2 separate regions of the Homo sapiens genome follow, and region 2 is linked to region 1. The links are chromatin loops, found by intact Hi-C in ENCODE. Cell type or tissue: OCI-LY7. All regions are shown on one strand.

Region 1 (8,000 bases):
TCTACACTGGCCGAGTCTCCGACTGTCTGTGCTTTCACTTACACTCCTCTTGCCACCCCCCATCCCTGCTTACTTAGACCTCAGCCGGCGCCGGACCCGGTAGGGGCAGTCTGGGCAGCAGGAAGGAAGGGCGCAGCGTCCCCTCCTTCAGAGGAGGCTCTGGGTGGGGCCTGCTCCCCATCCCCCCAAGCCCACCCAGCACTCTCATTGCTGCTGTTGAGTTCAGCTTTTACCAGCCTCAGTGTGGAGGCTCCATCCCAGCACACAGGCCTGGGGCTTGGCAGGGGCCCAGCTGGGGCTGGGCCCTGGGTTTTGAGAAACTCGCTGGCACCACAGTGGGCCCCTGGACCCGGCCGCGCAGCTGGTGGACTGTAGGGGCTCCTGACTGGGCACAGGAGCTCCCAGCTTTTGTCCACGGCCAGCAGGATGGGCTGTCGTGTATATAGCTGGGGCGAGGGGGCAGGCCCCCCTTGTGCAGAGCCAGGGGTCTGAGGGCACCTGGCTGTGTTCCCAGCTGAGGGAGGGCTGGGGCGGGGGCCGGGCTTGGAACGATGTACGATACCCTCATAGTGACCATTAAACCTGATCCTCCACCGCGGCCGCCGCGTGGGTCTGTCCTCTCAGTGCTTTCCAGGGGCCTTCCTGTGCCCAGCTTCTGGGCCCACTCCTGTGAGGTCACTGCTGCAGGGCCTTCCTGCCTGGACAGAGTTGGAGCTAGGCCACTAGACCACCCCACAGGGCATAGCCAGGGGGACCAGCACAGGAGGGGACGGAGAGGAGCTGCAGGAGGGCTGGGGGGAGGCTGCAGTCTCGGAGGGGGGCCTCGCCGGGTCTGGAGGGGACAGCAGAGACAGCCCGTTCCCCCTGCCGCCTGAGGGCACCAGGGAGAGGGCTGTATGTCCCTCACGCCACACTGTGTGTGCAGTCAGCAGTGTGGCCACAGATGGGGGCCACTCTCTCAACCTCAGGTGTCCTCAGGGCCCAGACCGCTGCTGGGCACAGCCAGGCTGGCTGCCAGCTGGTTCCCTGCCCCGTGGCTGGGGGACAGAGCAGCACGTATCAGCTGGGCTAGGGTCAGGGGGCCACTGGTGCGCAGCCTGGCACAGCCTGGCAGGCTTGAGGCCCAGTGTGCTGGGGGTGGTCACACAGCCGTCAGCCACCTCCAGCTCTTCCAGGGCATTCTAGATGGGGTCCCGGGAGGGGGCAGGTTTTGGTGCCAATTTGAGTGTATAAAGTTTTAGGTAAATACCAAATGCCTGTAGACTCTGTGTTATTCAGTTACTATTTGAAAGTGACATATCGTGAAATCATGGGGGATCCGAGTCTCCTTTCTGCAAAGTTGATGAGACAAGTCGCCACCGCCTGGAATCTGCTGACGCTGCCGTGCAGGCCTCAAGGGTGGCACTCTTCAAAGTAGGACAGCATGCGAGGTCGCCACGTGCCCACACACTGCACTGCTCCAAAGGCACATCTGTCCGTCACCTGAGCTCTGAGACCCAGAACAGCCACAGGGACCCTGCAGTCCTAACCCGTCAGGTGGCTCCTGGGGCTGCTGCCAGCCGCATGCCTGTCCCACACAGTCCGGTCCGTAGGGTCTGCTGGAGTGAGTAAGGCCTGGGGGGCCTTATGTATGGTCCATGAGGTTCCATTCCTCATGCCATGACCACCGGGGGAAGTGAAAGGAGGAAGACACGTCAAAGCCAGCAGGCCCAGGAGCAGACATAGAAGGAGGTGGCCCCACAGGAGCAGACGCAGAAGTGCCAACGGGGAAGGAGGTGGCCCCAAGTGGAGGCAGGCTGGGCCAGGGCGGGGGGCCGGTGACCAGGGCAACCTCGGCTACTTTGCTGCACCCGCCCTCGCCTCCCTTGAAATACAAAAACAGCAGCAGCCAGAAATAGTTGGGGAAGAAATAAGAAATATTTGCCACACATGGGAGTGATTAAGGTCCTTAATATTTAAAGAGTTTTTATATGTTGCTAAAGAAAATGACAAAAACCGATATGGAAAAGTGAGCAGAGATGTGGAGAAATCATTCGCAGAGCAGGAAACTGGCTGGTAATTCCATGAAGAAAGTCCTCATCCCATCAGGAATCATGGAAAGGCCAATGAAAGCGACGAGGTAACCCCCTTTTCAATTTGAGAGGGTTTTGATCTGTCGCGCAGGCTGGGGCTCACCGCTGTCTTGACCTCCTGGGCTCAAGCGATTCTCCCACCCGCTCAGCCTCCGGAGTAGCTGGGACTACAGGCATCACCACGCCTGGCTAATTCTTTTATGTTTTGTAGAGACAGGGTCTCACTCTGTTGCCCAGGCTAGTCTCAAACTCCTGGCCTCGAGCAATCCTCCTGCCTCCTCAGCCTGTTACAGCTTTTTTTTTTAAGGTAATCTGGTAACAGCTCTTAAAAGTAGTGTGACTGATGAGTGCACAAGCCCGTCCAGCCCCAGCCGCCCCCTGGCACCTTTTCTGAGGGTGTCTACTGCCCCGCTGTGCTGTGCCCGCTAATCTGGGTGTGGCCCGATCGCACAATGGCTTTTCTGGAAGGATCCGATGCTCACGAGGCTTATTGCTAAGGAGGAAGATGCAACAGGTCCAGCTGTTCCAAGTGACTGGGTCACGCTTCACATCGATGTGCAATGTCTCCTGCCACCTGCCTGGATGCACTCTCGTGACTACCTGGCAGGCTGGGAACAGCACGGGGGAGGCCCCCGCCTGCCCCAGCGACCTGCCTGCCCTGCTCTCAAGTGCAGACCCCCAGGTCTGCACTTCCACGCTCACTACACAACCCCAAGTGGCCCCCCGGGTGGCCCCGTGGCCGGATGTGCACCCAGCAGAGCAGCCACCCTTGAGACCTGGGGTGTGGTCTGGGGGCTGTGTGGAGACCTCCCGCCAGGGTGCAGGAGTGTCTAAGGGCAAGCAGAGGTGTGATTCCTGTCTGTAAGGTAAAACCCCCGTGAGCAGGAATCAATAATGTAGACATGATCGGAATGGTGGAGGGAGCTGTGGCGGTCACACCCTTGCTGTTAGCATTGCCTCTGTGGGGGCAGGAGACAGCAAACATAAAACCTGTCCCTGAAAGGGGCAAGATGGCCCCGATGGCTCCCTGCACCTGTCCTGGTGCCTGCAGGCAGGCGGGTCAGCTCCCCTCCCGCTGCCAAATCTCCCACGTCTCTGTGCGCTCTGTCACCCCTGCTTTCTGGCCTGAGGGCTGGGAAGGGAGGTCTGGGGAGCCCAGGAGCTGAGAAGTACCCAAAAACCACCCCCAACGCCCCCCAACCCTCAGGCGTGCCTGTGAGTGTGTCTGTGTGTCTCACTCTGACTCACCCAGACAACTGACTTCAGCAGCCAACCTTGGTCATTCCCAGAACCACCACTGGGGGGCATACGTGTGGCTAGACTGGGGGCGCCCGAATATCTGTCTCTACAAAAAGTAAAAAAAAAATTAATGGGGTGTGGTGGTGGTGCGTGCCTGTGGTGTCAGCTGCTTGGGACGCTGGGGCAGGAGGATCACTTGAGCCCGAGAATTCAAGGCTACAGTGAGTTAAGATTACGCCACTGCACTCCATCCTGGGTGACAGAGCAAGACCTTGTCTCAAGAAAAAATTTTTAAATGAGTAAAATTTTAAAAAACAGATTTTGTCAGTCTTTCTGTCATTTCAACGCCTTCTCAACCTTGGTGTCTGCTGATGGCCTCTTCCCTGCTGGTCAGGATTCTCACAGTTCTTTGGGTGTGGAGGAATTCTGGTTTGTAATTTTTTTTTTTTTCTTAGAGTCTCTTTCTGTTGCCCAGGCTGGAGTGCAGTGGCACAATCTCGTCTGACTGCAACCTCCACCTTCCGGGTTCAAGTAATTCTCCTGCTTCAGACTCCCAAGTAGCTGGGATTACAGGCACCCACCACCACGCTTGGCTAATTTTTCGTATTTTTAGTAGAGACAGGGGTTTCACCATGTTGACCAGGCTGGTCTCGAACTCCTGACTTCAGGTGATCCACGTGCCTTGGCCTCCCAAAGTGCTGGGATGACAGGCATGAGCCACCACGCCTGGCCTGGTTTGTAATGTTTTGAATCTTACTTAATATGAGACTCGGAGTCTTCCTTTTATCCTATGGTGAACATTGCTGTTTTAGTTTCAGCCTCAGTGGCTATTGGTCCAAGGTCAGTTTTTCTCCAAGATTTTGGGGCACCCTCTGGTCTAGTCACACGTATGCCCCCCAGTGGTGGTTCTGGAATGACCAGGCTGGTCCTGAACTCCTGGCCTCAAGTGATCCTCCTGCCTTGGCCTCCCAAAGTGCTGGGATGACAGGTGTGAGCCACCATGCCCGGCCTGAAGACTTTAAAGTAGCTATTATAGCGGTGCCTAACTGAGCCATCGTGAGCACTTAAAATGTCAGAAGAGAAAGTCTCAGCAAAGGCTGGGCCCAGTGGCTCACGCCTGTCATCCTAGCACATTGGGAGGCCGAGGCGGATGGATCACTTGAGCACAGAAGTTTGAGAGAAGCTTGGGCAACATGGTGAAACCCTGTTTCTACTAAAAACAAAAACAAAAACAAAAATCAGCCGGGCACAGTGGTGCATGCCTGTGGTCCCAGCTACTTGGGAGGCTAAGGAGGGAGGATTGCTTGAGCCAGGGAGTTCACAGCTGCAGTGAGCTATGATCCTGCCACTGGGCCCGGTGGCTCACGCCTGTAATCCCAGCATTTTGGGAGGCCGAGGTGGGCGGATCACCTGCGTTCAGGAGTTCGAGACCAGCCTGGCCAACCTGGTGAAACCCTGTCTCTATTAAAAATACAAAAAAATTAGCCGGGTGTGGTGGCGCATGCCTGTAATCCCAGCTACTGGGGAGGCTGAGGCAGGAGAATCACCTGAACCTGGGAGGCAGAGGTTGCCGTGAGCCTACGTTGTGCCACTGTACTTCAGCCTGGGCAACAGAGTGAGACTTCGTCTCAAAAAAAAAAAATTTATATATATGTATATGTTTTAACTGAATAAAATGAAAATACAACATATCAAAAATTGAGAGAGATAGCTAAACAGTGCTTAAGAGGGAAATTCATAGCACAAATGCTTACATTAGAAAAAAAGAAAGGTTCAAGTCAATAATCTAACCTTCTGCATTAAGAAACCAGAAAAGGAGGAGCAATATAAGCTCAAATCAAGCAGAAGAAAGGAAATACAAGTAAGAGCAGAATTAAAATAATTCAAAAACCGGCCGGGCGTGGTGGCTCACGCCTGTAATCCCAGCACTTTGGGAGGCCGAGGTGGGCGGATCATGAGGTCAGGAGATCGAGACCATCCTGGCTAACACGGTGAAACCCTGTCTCTACTAAAAATACAAAAAATTAGCTGGGCGTGGTGGCACATGCCTGTAGTCCCAGCTACTCAGGAGGCTGAGGCAGGAGAATGGCGTGAACCTGGGAGGCAGAGCTTGCAGTGAGCTGAGATCCGGCCACTGCACTCCAGCCTGGGCAACAGAGAGAGACTCCGTCTCAAAAAAATTAAATTAAATTAAATTAAATTTAAAAATTCAAAAACCAAAAAGAAAAAATTATGAAACAAAAAGCAGGTTCTTTGAAATGATGAATAAAATGGATAAACCTCTAGCTAGCAACACTGATGAGAGACACAGAGGACAAAATTACCAATATGAGGAATGGGAGGGTTAGCACTGCAGACCCTACAGACATTAAAAGGATAACCAGGAAGTACTATGAATAATTGTAGTCACATAAATTTAGCAACTTAGGTGAAATGGACCAATTCCTTGAAAGCCACAAACTACCAAAACTCATTAAATAGACAACTTGAACAATCCTATTAAGTATTAAAGAAACTGAATTTGTACTTTAAAACTTTTCTAAAAAGGAAAGTACTGGCTCAGATGGTTTTACCACCAAATTATACAAAATATTTAAAGAAGAAATTTAATACAAATTCTTCAAATCCCTTCCACAAAATAAAACAAGGACAGCTGGCTGGGCGCGGTGGCTCACGCCTGTAATTCCAGCACTTTGGGAGGCCGAGGTGGGCGGATCACAAGGTCAGGAGTTTGAGACCATCCTGGCCAACATGGTGAAACCCCATCTCTACTGAAAATACAAAAAATTAGCCAGGCATGGTGGCAGGCACCTGTAATCCCAGCTACTCCGGAGACTGAGGCAGGAGAATCGCTTGAACCTGGGAGGTGGAGGTTGCAGTGAGCCAAGTCTGCACCATTGCATTCTAGCCTGGGTGACAGAGCGAGACTCCATCTCAAAAAAAAAAAAAAAAAAGGACAACTTCCCAGACTCATTTTATAAGCCCAGCATTATCCCCATACAGAAACCAGGACTAAAAAAGAAAACTATGCAACTTTGTTGAACACAACTGCAAAAATCCTCAACAAACACATTTGACTCTTATGACCCATGGCAGCTAGTGTATAAAGTTGCTGCAAACACTGAATTAAAGAATATGCTAAACTATTGCTCCTAAGGGAAATGCAAAGTTCTGTTCCTGCAAGCTTCTGGTCACATTTTTGTTAAATGATCAATATATTAATAAAACCTTCTTTTATGTGTATTTTTGTTTAAGGGCACCTTACTTAATATGTATTGTATCACTAACATTGAACTCATGGCCAACAGCGCTAACTCTTGCACGAATGAAGCTTATCCAATGTGTGTTTTCTCTGTAAAGTGCATCTCAGCCTTCTTGCATTTCTGCACTATGCTGAGACGCCATTATAAACAGTGAAATCACCAAGAAAAAGCACAAAAATGCACACACATGACACCAAATATGCTACCAGTAAAGAGAGTCCCGATTGAGACCCCAAGAGGGTTCTTGGATCTCACACAGAAAGGAATTCACCGCCCCCCCGCATTCCCCCACCCTATTCCCCGCCCCCCAACACCCCCAGCCCCACCCAGCCCGGCCCTGGCTCCGCGCCTCCCCCAGCCCCGCCCCGCTTCAGAGGCCCGGACCCCGACGGCGGCGGCCCCGGGACCCACGGCGAGCGGGAAAGGCAGAGTGGCTGCAAATGGAAAACGACGGGCGCCGCGGGGCTGCAGGCGCTTCCGCCCCCGCCCCGGGCCTGGACCTTCGGGGTCACCTGACTCCGACCTGCCCGGGCCGGGCGGCACGGGGGGTAAAGTCCGGGCCGGGGTCAGGAGCGCGGCTGCGGGCCGTGGGGGGCGGGGTCCCGGAGTTCTGCCCCTCGCAGCTCCAGGCTCCTCCTCAGCTTCCCTCTCCTGCCTCCCACCCCCCCGGGGGCGGGGCGACCCTGGGCACCGAGACAGACCCGCGGGTGGGAGATGCGGGGAGACCCTGGGCGGGGGACCCGAGGGTGGAGTGGGCGGGGCGACCTTGGGCGCTGGCCTCAGCCTGCGGGCCCTGGAGCCAGGTGCACAGCGCATCGCCCGAGGCTGTCACCGCCCTGCCCCGCCCACCCCAGCTGTCCTGGACCCAGGGGCAGGGAGAGGCTGGACGCCAGGTGCGCGGACACAGAAGCGTCTAAGCACAGCTTCCTCCTTGCCGCTCCGGGAAGTGGGCAGCCAGCCCAGGTGAGGGTCCAAAGGGATGTCCTGGGGGGGCTGTCCTGGTCTGGGGGGCTGTCCTGGTCTGGGGGGCTGTCCTGGTCTGGGGGGCTGTCCTGGTCTGGGGGGGCTGTCCTGGTCTGGGGGGCTGTCCTGGTCTGGGGGGGCTGTCCTGGTCTGGGGGACTGTTCTGTCTGAGGGGGTGTCCTGGTCTGGGGGGGCTGTCCTGGTCTGGGGGGCTGTCCTGGTCTGGGGGGCTGTCCTGGTCTGGGGGGCTGTCCTGGTCTGGGGGGGCTGTCCTGGTCTGGGGGGCTGTCCTGGTCTGGGGGGGCTGTCCTGGTCTGGGGGACTGTTCTGTCTGAGGGGGTGTCCTGGTCTGGGGGGGCTGTCCTGGTCTGGGGGGCTGTCCTGGTCTGGGGGGCTGTCCTGGTCTGGGGGGGGCTGTCCTGGTCTGGGGGGCTGTCCTGGTCTGGGGGGGCTGTCCTGGTCT
Region 2 (8,000 bases), 160 kb after region 1:
CACCTGAGGTTGGGAGTTCAAGACCAGCCTGACCAACATGGAGAAACCCTGTCTCTACTAAAAATACAAAATTAGCCGGGCATGGTGGCGCATGCCTGTAATCCCAGCTACTCAGGAGGCTGAGGCAGGAGAATCGCTTGAACCCAGGAGGCGGAGGTTGTGGTGAGCCAAAATCATGCCATTGTACTGCAGCCTGCGCAACAAGAGCAAAACTCTCTCAAAAAAAAAAAAAAAAAAAAAAAAAGGCCGGGCGCGTTAGCTCATGCCTGTAATCCCAGCGCACTTTGGGAGGCCAAGGCGGGAGGATCATCTGAGGTCAGGAGTTCAAGACCAGCCTGGCCAACTTGGTGAAACTCTGTCTTTACTAAAAATACAAAAACTAGCCAGATATGGTGGCAGGTGCCTGTAATCCCAGCTACTCGGGAGGCTGAGGCAGGAGAATCACTTGAACCCAGGAGGCAGAGGTTGCAGTGAGCTGAGATCATGCCACTGCACTCCAGCCTGGGCAACAGAGCCAGATGCCGTCTCAAAAAAAAGAAAAAAAAAGGTTTGGATCTTTGTGTGTGTGTGTGTTTGTATGTATATATGTTTAAATGTGTTTATGTATATGTACAGGTATTGTTATATGTTGTATGTAGCATGTTACCAAATTGGCCTATAAGTAAATGGATACTCATAAGTTAAGTCCAAATGTCTATCAGGTTCACATGAATTTTATAATCTTTGGTAAATAAAATGTTTTTTTATTTGTTTGTTTGTTTTTGAGACAGAGTCTTGCTCTGTCACCCAGGCTGGAGTGCAATGCTGCCGCCTTGGCTCACCGCAACCTCTGCCTCCTGGGTTCAAGCGATTCTCCTGCCTCAGCCTCCCAAGTAGCTGGGACTACAGGTGCGTGCCACCACACCTGGTTAATTTTTGTATTTTTGGTAGAGATAGGGTTTCACTATGTTGGCCAGGCTGATCTTGAACTCCTGATCTCATGATTTGCCCGCCTCAGCCTCCCAAAGTGCTGGGATTACAGGCGTGAGCCACCATGCCAGGCCAAAAATAGTTTTTAACTTATTGGTAAAATAAAACTAGAAATATCAGGCTGGGCACAGTGGCTCATGCCTGTAATCCCAGCACTTTAGGAGGCTGAGGCAGGTGAGTCACGAGGTCAAGAGTTCAAGATCAGTCTGGCCAACATGGTGAAATCCCGTCTCTACTAAAAATACAAAAATTAGCCAGGCGTGGTGGCAGGTGCCTGTAATCCCAGCTACTCCGGAGGCTGAGGCAGGAAAATCACTTGAAGCCAGGAGACAGAGGTTGCAGTGAGCCGAGATTGTGCCATTGCACTCCAGCCTGGGCGACAAAGCAAGACTCCATCTCAAATAAATAAATAAATAAATACATACATAAAAATAAATTCTACTTAAAGCCAGGTGTGGTGGCTCACGCCCGTAATCCCAGCACTTTGGGAGGAGGCAGGAGGATTGCTCGAGCCCAGCTGTTTGAGATCAGCGTGGCAACATAGTGAGACCTCGTCTCTAAAAAAATTTTTTAAACCTGGCCAGACGTGGCACACGCCTGTGGTCCCATCCACTTTGGAGGCTGAGGTGGTAGGATGGCTTGAGCCCAGGAGGTTTAGGCTGCAGTGAGCCATGATTGCACCCCTGCACTCCAGTCTGGGCAACAGAGAGAGACCCTGTCTCAAAAAATATATATGTGGGGACCGGTGCGGTGGCTCACGCCTGTAATCCCAGTACTGAGGGAGGCCAAGGTGGGTGGGTCACCTGAGGTCAGGCATTCAAGACCAGCCTGGCCAACATGGAGAAACACTCTCTACTAAAAATACAACAATTAGCTGGTATGGTGGCGCATGCCTGTAATCCCAGCTATTCGGGAGGCTGAGGCAGGAGAATCGCTTGAACCCAAGAGGCGGAGCTTGCAGTGAGCCGAGGTCACGCCACTGAACTCCAGCCTGGGTGACAGAGTGAGACCCTGAAAAAAAAATAAAAAAATAAAAATGAAACCCACTAACTAGGTTTTGTTAAAGATTTACAGGAGCAAGGGCCGGGCATGGTGGCTCACGCCTGTAATCCCAGCACTTTGGGAGGCCAAGGTGGGCACATCATGAGGTCAGGAGATCGAGACCATCCCGGCTAACATGGTGAAACCCTGACTCTACAAAAAATACAAAAAAAAAATTAGCCGGGCATGGTGGCAGGCGCCTGTAGTCCCAGCTACTTGGGAGGCTGAGGCAGGAAAATGGCGTGAACCTGGGAGGCGGAGGTTGCAGTGAGCCAAGATTGCACCACTGCACTCCAGCCTGGGCGACAGAGCGAGACTCCATCTCAAAAAAAAAAAAAAAGATTTACAGGAGCACTGTGACCTGACCAAGGACAGAGAAGTGGCCACAGCCTCCTCAGACCCTCGCTGGCACCCAGATGTGTGTGGTCCTCGGTCCCTCCCACCCTCGCTGGCACCCAGATGTGTGTGGTCCTCGGTCCCCTCCTGATCCCAAGCCCTGCACATAGTTTCTCCACATCCCCCATCCCATGAAAACCCTCCTGCCAGCATGGAAAATGTAAGATACTGGTTCAGGACACTAGGTCTCCAGGTCTCCATCTTCTCGGTTTGCTGGCTCTCCAATTTCTTTTTTTTTTCTTTTTTTTTTTTTTTAATTTATTTTTTTATTGATAATTCTTGGGTGTTTCTCACAGAGGGGGATTTGGCAGGGTCATGGGACAATAGTGGAGGGAAGGTCAGCAGATAAACAAGTGAACAAAGGTCTCTGGTTTTCCTAGGCAGAGGACTCTGCGGCCTTCCGCAGTGTTTGTGTCCCTGATTACTTGAGATTAGGGATGGGTGATGACTCTTAACGAGCATGCTGCCTTCAAGCATCTGTTTAACAAAGCACATCTTGCACCGCCCTTAATCCATTTAACCCTGAGTGGACACAGCACATGTTTCAGAGAGCACAGGGTTGGGGGTAAGGTCACAGATCAACAGGATCCCAAGGCAGAGGAATTTTTCTTAGTGCAGAACAAAATGAAAAGTCTCCCATGTCTACTTCTTTCTACACAGACACGGCAACCATCCGATTTCTCAATCTTTTCCCCACCTTTCCCGCCTTTCCATTCCACAAAGCCGCCATTGTCATCCTGGCCCGTTCTCAATGAGCTGTTAGGCACACCTCCCAGACGGGGTGGTGGCCGGGCAGAGGGGCTCCTCACTTCCCAGTAGGGGCGGCCGGGCAGAGGCGCCCCTCACCTCCCGGACGGGGCGGCTGGCCGGGCAGGGGGGCTGACCCCCCCCACCTCCCTCCCGGACGGGGCGGCTGGCCGGGCAGAGGGGCTCCTCACTTCCCAGTAGGGGCGGCCGGGCAGAGGCGCCCCTCACCTCCCGGACGGGGCGGCTGGCCGGGCGGGGGGCCGACCCCCCCACCTCCCTCCCGGACGGGGCGGCTGGCCGGGCAGAGGGGCTCCTCACTTCCCAGTAGGGGCGGCCGGGCAGAGGCGCTTTTTCTTTCCTTTTCTATTTTTTTATTATTTTATTTTATTTTATTTTTTGAGAGTGAATCTCATTCTGTCGCCCAGGCTGGAGTGCAGTGGCGCGATCTCGGCTCACTGCAAGCTCCGCCTCCCGGATTCACACCATTCTCCTGCCTCAGCCTCCCAAGTAGCTGGGACTACAGGCACCTGCCACCAGGCCTGGCTAATTTTTTGTATTTTTAGTAGAGATGGGGCTTCACCATGTTAGCCAGGTTGGTCTTGATCTCCTGACCTCGTGATCTGCCCGCCTCGGCCTCCCAAAGTGCTGGGATTACAGGCGTGAGCCACCGTGCCTGGCCCAAATATTCTCTTCTTGTAAGGACACCAGTCACATTGCATCCTGATCCACAGTACTCATTTCAGCCTTAAAAAGGAATGGGCGGCTGGGCGCCGTGGCTCACACCTGTAATCCCAGCACTTTGGGAGGTCAAGGTGGGTGGATCATTTGAGCTCAGGAGTTCGAGACCAGCCTGGGCAATGTGGCAAAGCCCCATTTCTATAAAAAATACAAAAATTAAGCAAGCATGGTGGTGCACACCTGTGGCCCCAGCTGCTTGGGATGCTGAGCTGGGAGGATCACTTGAGCCCAGGAGTGCAAGGCTGCAGTGAGCTATGACTCTACCACTGTACTCTAGCCTGGGTGACAGAGTAAGACCCTGTCTCAAAAAAATAAAAATTTTAAAAAAAGAAAAGAGGCTGGGCTCGGTGGCTTACACCTGTAATCCCAGCACTTTGGGAGGCCGACACAGGTGGATCACCTGAGGTCAAGAGTTGGAGACCAGCCTGGGCAACATGATGAAACCCTGTCTCTACTAAAACTACAAAAGTTAGCCAGGTAAGCTACTCGGGAGGCTGAAGCAGAAGCATCACTTGAACCCGGGAGGCAGAGGTTGCAGTGAGCCGAGATCACGCCACTGCACTCCAGTCTGGGCAACAAGAGCGAAACTCCGTCTTGAAAAAAAAAATAAGAAAAACTACGACGCTCTACGCTCATCCTCAGAGGCAGAAGGGCAGAAATCACCAGCTCACACCCCCGGGCAATGGCCACGTGCTGGAGCGCCTTCCATCCCCGTTCCCTTTCCAGCCTCCAGAAACTCCACGAGGTCCTGGACATGAGTCTGCATCTCTTGGGAGGTGCTGAGTGGGTGTCTCTCCCTGAGCTGCACTGACACCTGCTGGAGGCTCTGACGGCCTCAGTCCACGAAGGCCCATGGCAGGGACTGCTCCTTGTAGCTCATCCATCACCAGCTCCACACAGTCAAAGACCTTCTCCTGGGTCAGGTGCAGTGGCTCACGCCTGTAATCTCAGCACTTTGGGAGGCCAAGGCAGGCGGATCACCTGAGGTCAGGAGTTCAAGACCAGCCTGACCAACATGGTGAAACCCCATCTCTACTAAAAATACAAAGTTAGCCAGGTGTGGTGGCACATGCTGCAATCTCAGCTACTTGGAAGGCTGAGACAGGAGAATAGTGTGAACTCAGAAGGCGGTTACAGTGAGCCGAGATCGCACCACTGCACTCCAGCCTGGGCGACAGAGCGAGACTCCGTCTCAAAAAAAAAAAAAAAAAGAACACAGTCTGGGCCAGGTGTGGTGGCTCAAGCCTGTAGTCCCAGCACTTTGAGAAGCCAAAGCAGGAGGATCCCTTGAGCCCAGGAGTTTGAGACTAGCTTGGGCAACATAGTGAAACCTCATCTGTACAAAAAATGAACAAAATTAGCTGGGCGTGGTGACATGCACCTGTAGTCCCAGCTACTCGGGAGGCTGAGGCAGGAGGATTGCTTGAGCCTGTTGCTATGTGCTTGAGCAATGTGCTATGATCATGCCATTACACTCCAGCCTGGGCAACCGAGTGAAACTCTGTCTGGAAAAAAAAAAGTATACTGTAGTTTCACTTCAACTTCAGAAATTCTGACTTTGGTTGATCCTCTGAACATGTAATCGCAGACACTCAACCTGATAGTGCAACAAAAACTGATCCCAAGCCTGAGGCTCTGAAGAAACCTCTGCTATGGATTCCTTCATCTCAACCACAGGTATTGCCAGAAACAAATCTGATGCTTTTTCTTTTGGGTATTCAAAACATTTTTGTAGATTTTCATTGCTTTCCATTCTGTCTACAAAATGTTTCAAATCTTCAGAAAGAGAAGATACATTGGCTTTAAAACTTTCAAGGTGAAGCCAGGTGCGGTGGCTCACGCCTGTAATCCCAGCACTTTGAGAGGCCGAGGCAAGAGGATTGCTTGATCTCAGGAGTTCGAGACCAGCCTGGCCAACATATAGTGAAACCCCGTCTCTACTAAAAAAATACAAAAATTAGGCCGGGTGCAGTGGCTCACACCTGTAATCCCAGCACTTTGGGAGGCCAAGGTGGTGGATCACCTGAGATCAGGAGTTTGAGACCAGCCTGGCCAACATGGAGAAATCCTGTCTCTACTAAAACTACAAAAATTAGCTGGGCGTGGTGGCACATGCCTGTAATCCCAGCTACTCAGGAGGCTGAGGCAGGAGAATTGCCTGAACCCAGGAGGCAGAGGTTGCCGTGATCTGAGATTGCACCACTGCACTCCAACCTGGGAAACAGATTGAGATTCATCTCTCAAAAAAAATTTAAAAAAAAAACTTTCAAGATGGAAAACAATTTTTTATATATAATAAAGAATTGAAAGACAAAAAAAAAAAGAACCAAATGGAAATGGAAAGTTTGGAGTTAAAAAGCACAAAAACTGAAATGAGAAATCCACTAAAGAGGTTGAGCAACAGATTTTTTTTTTTTTTTTTTGAGATAAGTCTCGCTCTGTCTCCCAGGCTGGAGTGCAATGGCTCAATCTCGGCTCACTGCAACCTCTGCCTCCTGGATTCAAGTGATTCTCCTGCCTCAGCCTCCCGGGCAGCTGGAATTGTATGTGCTCGCCATGCAATTTGAGACTAGATCAATAGAAACTACCCAATGTGGGGCCGGACACGGTGGCTCATGCCTGTAATCCCAGCACTTTGGGAGGCCGAGGAGGGCGGATCATGAGGTCAGGAGATCGAGACCATCCTGGCTAACATGGTGAAACCCCGTCTCTACTAAAAAAATGCAAAAAAAAAAATTAGCCAGTCATGGTGGCAGGCGCCTGTAATCCCAGCTACTAAGGAGGCTGAGGCAGAATGGCGAGAACCCGGGAGGCGGAGCTTGCAGTGAGCCAAGATTGCGCCACTGCACTTCCAGCCTGGATGACAGAGCAAGACTCCATCTCAAAAAAAAAAAATGCAAAAAACTAGCCAGGCGTGGTGATGGGCGCCTGTAGTCCCAGCTACTTGGGAGGCTGAGGCAGGAGAATGGCATGAACCCAGGAGGCGGAGCTTGCAGTGAGCAGAGATCGCGCCACTGCACTCCAGCCTGGGCAACAGAGCGAGACTCTGTCTCAAAAAAAAAAAAAAAAACAAAAATTACCAGGACATGGTGGCACACGCCTCTGGTCCCAGCTACTCAGGAGGCCAAGGCAGGAGAATCGCTTGAACCTGGGAGTTTAAGGCTGCAGTGAGCCAAGATTGCACCACTAGCTGAGATTGCACCACTGCCCTCCAGCCTAGGTGACAGAGTGAGACCCTGTCTCAAACAAACAAACCAAAAAAAAAAAAAAAAGCTTTATTTCAAAAAGTTTGCCTAGGGCCAGGCATGGTGGCTCACGCCTGTAATCCCAGCACTTTGGGAGGTCTAGGCTGGAGGATCACTGTAAGTGGGGAGTTTGAGACCAGCCTGTCCAATATGGTATAACCCTGTCTCTACTAAAAATACAAAAATTAGCTGAGCATGTTGGTGCGTGCCTGCAATCCCAGCTACTCGGGAGACTGAGGCAGGAGAATTGCTTGAACCCAGGAGGTGGAAGTTGCAATGAGCCGAGATCATCGCACCATTGCACTCCAGCCTAGACAACAAGAGTGAAACTCCGTCTCAAAACAAAACAAAACAAAAAATTAGCTGGGCATGGTGGCACACACCTGTAGTCCCAGGTACTAGGGAGGCTACAGCAGGAGAATCCCTTGAACCCAGGAGGCAGAGGTTGCAGTGAGCCAAGATCGAGCCACTGCACTCCAGCCTGGGCGATAGAGCAAGACTGTCTCAAAAAAAAAAAATCAATAAAATTAGACAATTTAGATGAAATGGACAAATTCCTAGAAGTTCCAAGAAAGACACAAATTACCAAAACTGACTCAGGGACTTTGCAGATGTAGGTAAGTGTGGACCTTGGATGGGAAGATAATCCGTTATTACCCAGGTGGACACATTTACTTATTTATTTTATCTTTTTTGAGACATAGTCTCACTCTGTCGTCCAGGCTGGAGTGCAGTCGCAGGGTCTTGGCTCACTGCAAGCTCCACCTCCTGGATTCAAGCGATTCTCCTACCTCAGCCCCCCAAGTAGCTGGGATGACAGGAACTCGACACCACATCCGACTGATTTTTGTATTTTTAGTAGAG

Evidence for each region. A loop is a pair of places that touch in the nucleus more often than their neighbours do. Peaks named below come from ENCODE experiments on the same cell type or tissue, not always from the same donor. Only the 100,000 strongest peaks of a DNase experiment are listed, where the experiment ranks them.
Region 2: a loop joins it to region 1, with 5 times the contacts of the local background. A loop is called at or near these places in 28 of 110 quality-filtered maps.

Annotation. Positions count from the first base shown.
Region 1 is chr9:137,440,823-137,448,822 of GRCh38, reverse strand. It overlaps ENTPD8 (ectonucleoside triphosphate diphosphohydrolase 8), which reads left to right and starts at 7,466. Exons shown (of 10, transcript NM_001033113.2): 1 at 7,466-7,537. It overlaps NSMF (NMDA receptor synaptonuclear signaling and neuronal migration factor), which reads left to right. Exons shown (of 16, transcript NM_001130969.3): 16 at 1-1,253. RefSeq lists a silencer at 7,312-7,606. In OCI-LY7, CTCF peaks have their summits at 3,391 (motif pointing right) and 4,183 (motif pointing left); DNase peaks (open chromatin) are centred at 3,372 and 7,443.
Region 2 is chr9:137,283,819-137,291,818 of GRCh38, reverse strand. No RefSeq gene overlaps it. Among named protein-coding and RNA genes, the nearest start is that of TOR4A, 10 kb to the right of the region's middle. RefSeq lists an enhancer at 4,600-4,649 and a silencer at 4,950-5,049. In OCI-LY7, a CTCF peak has its summit at 4,710 (motif pointing left); DNase peaks (open chromatin) are centred at 4,718, 5,068 and 5,368; H3K27ac peaks cover 2,176 bases.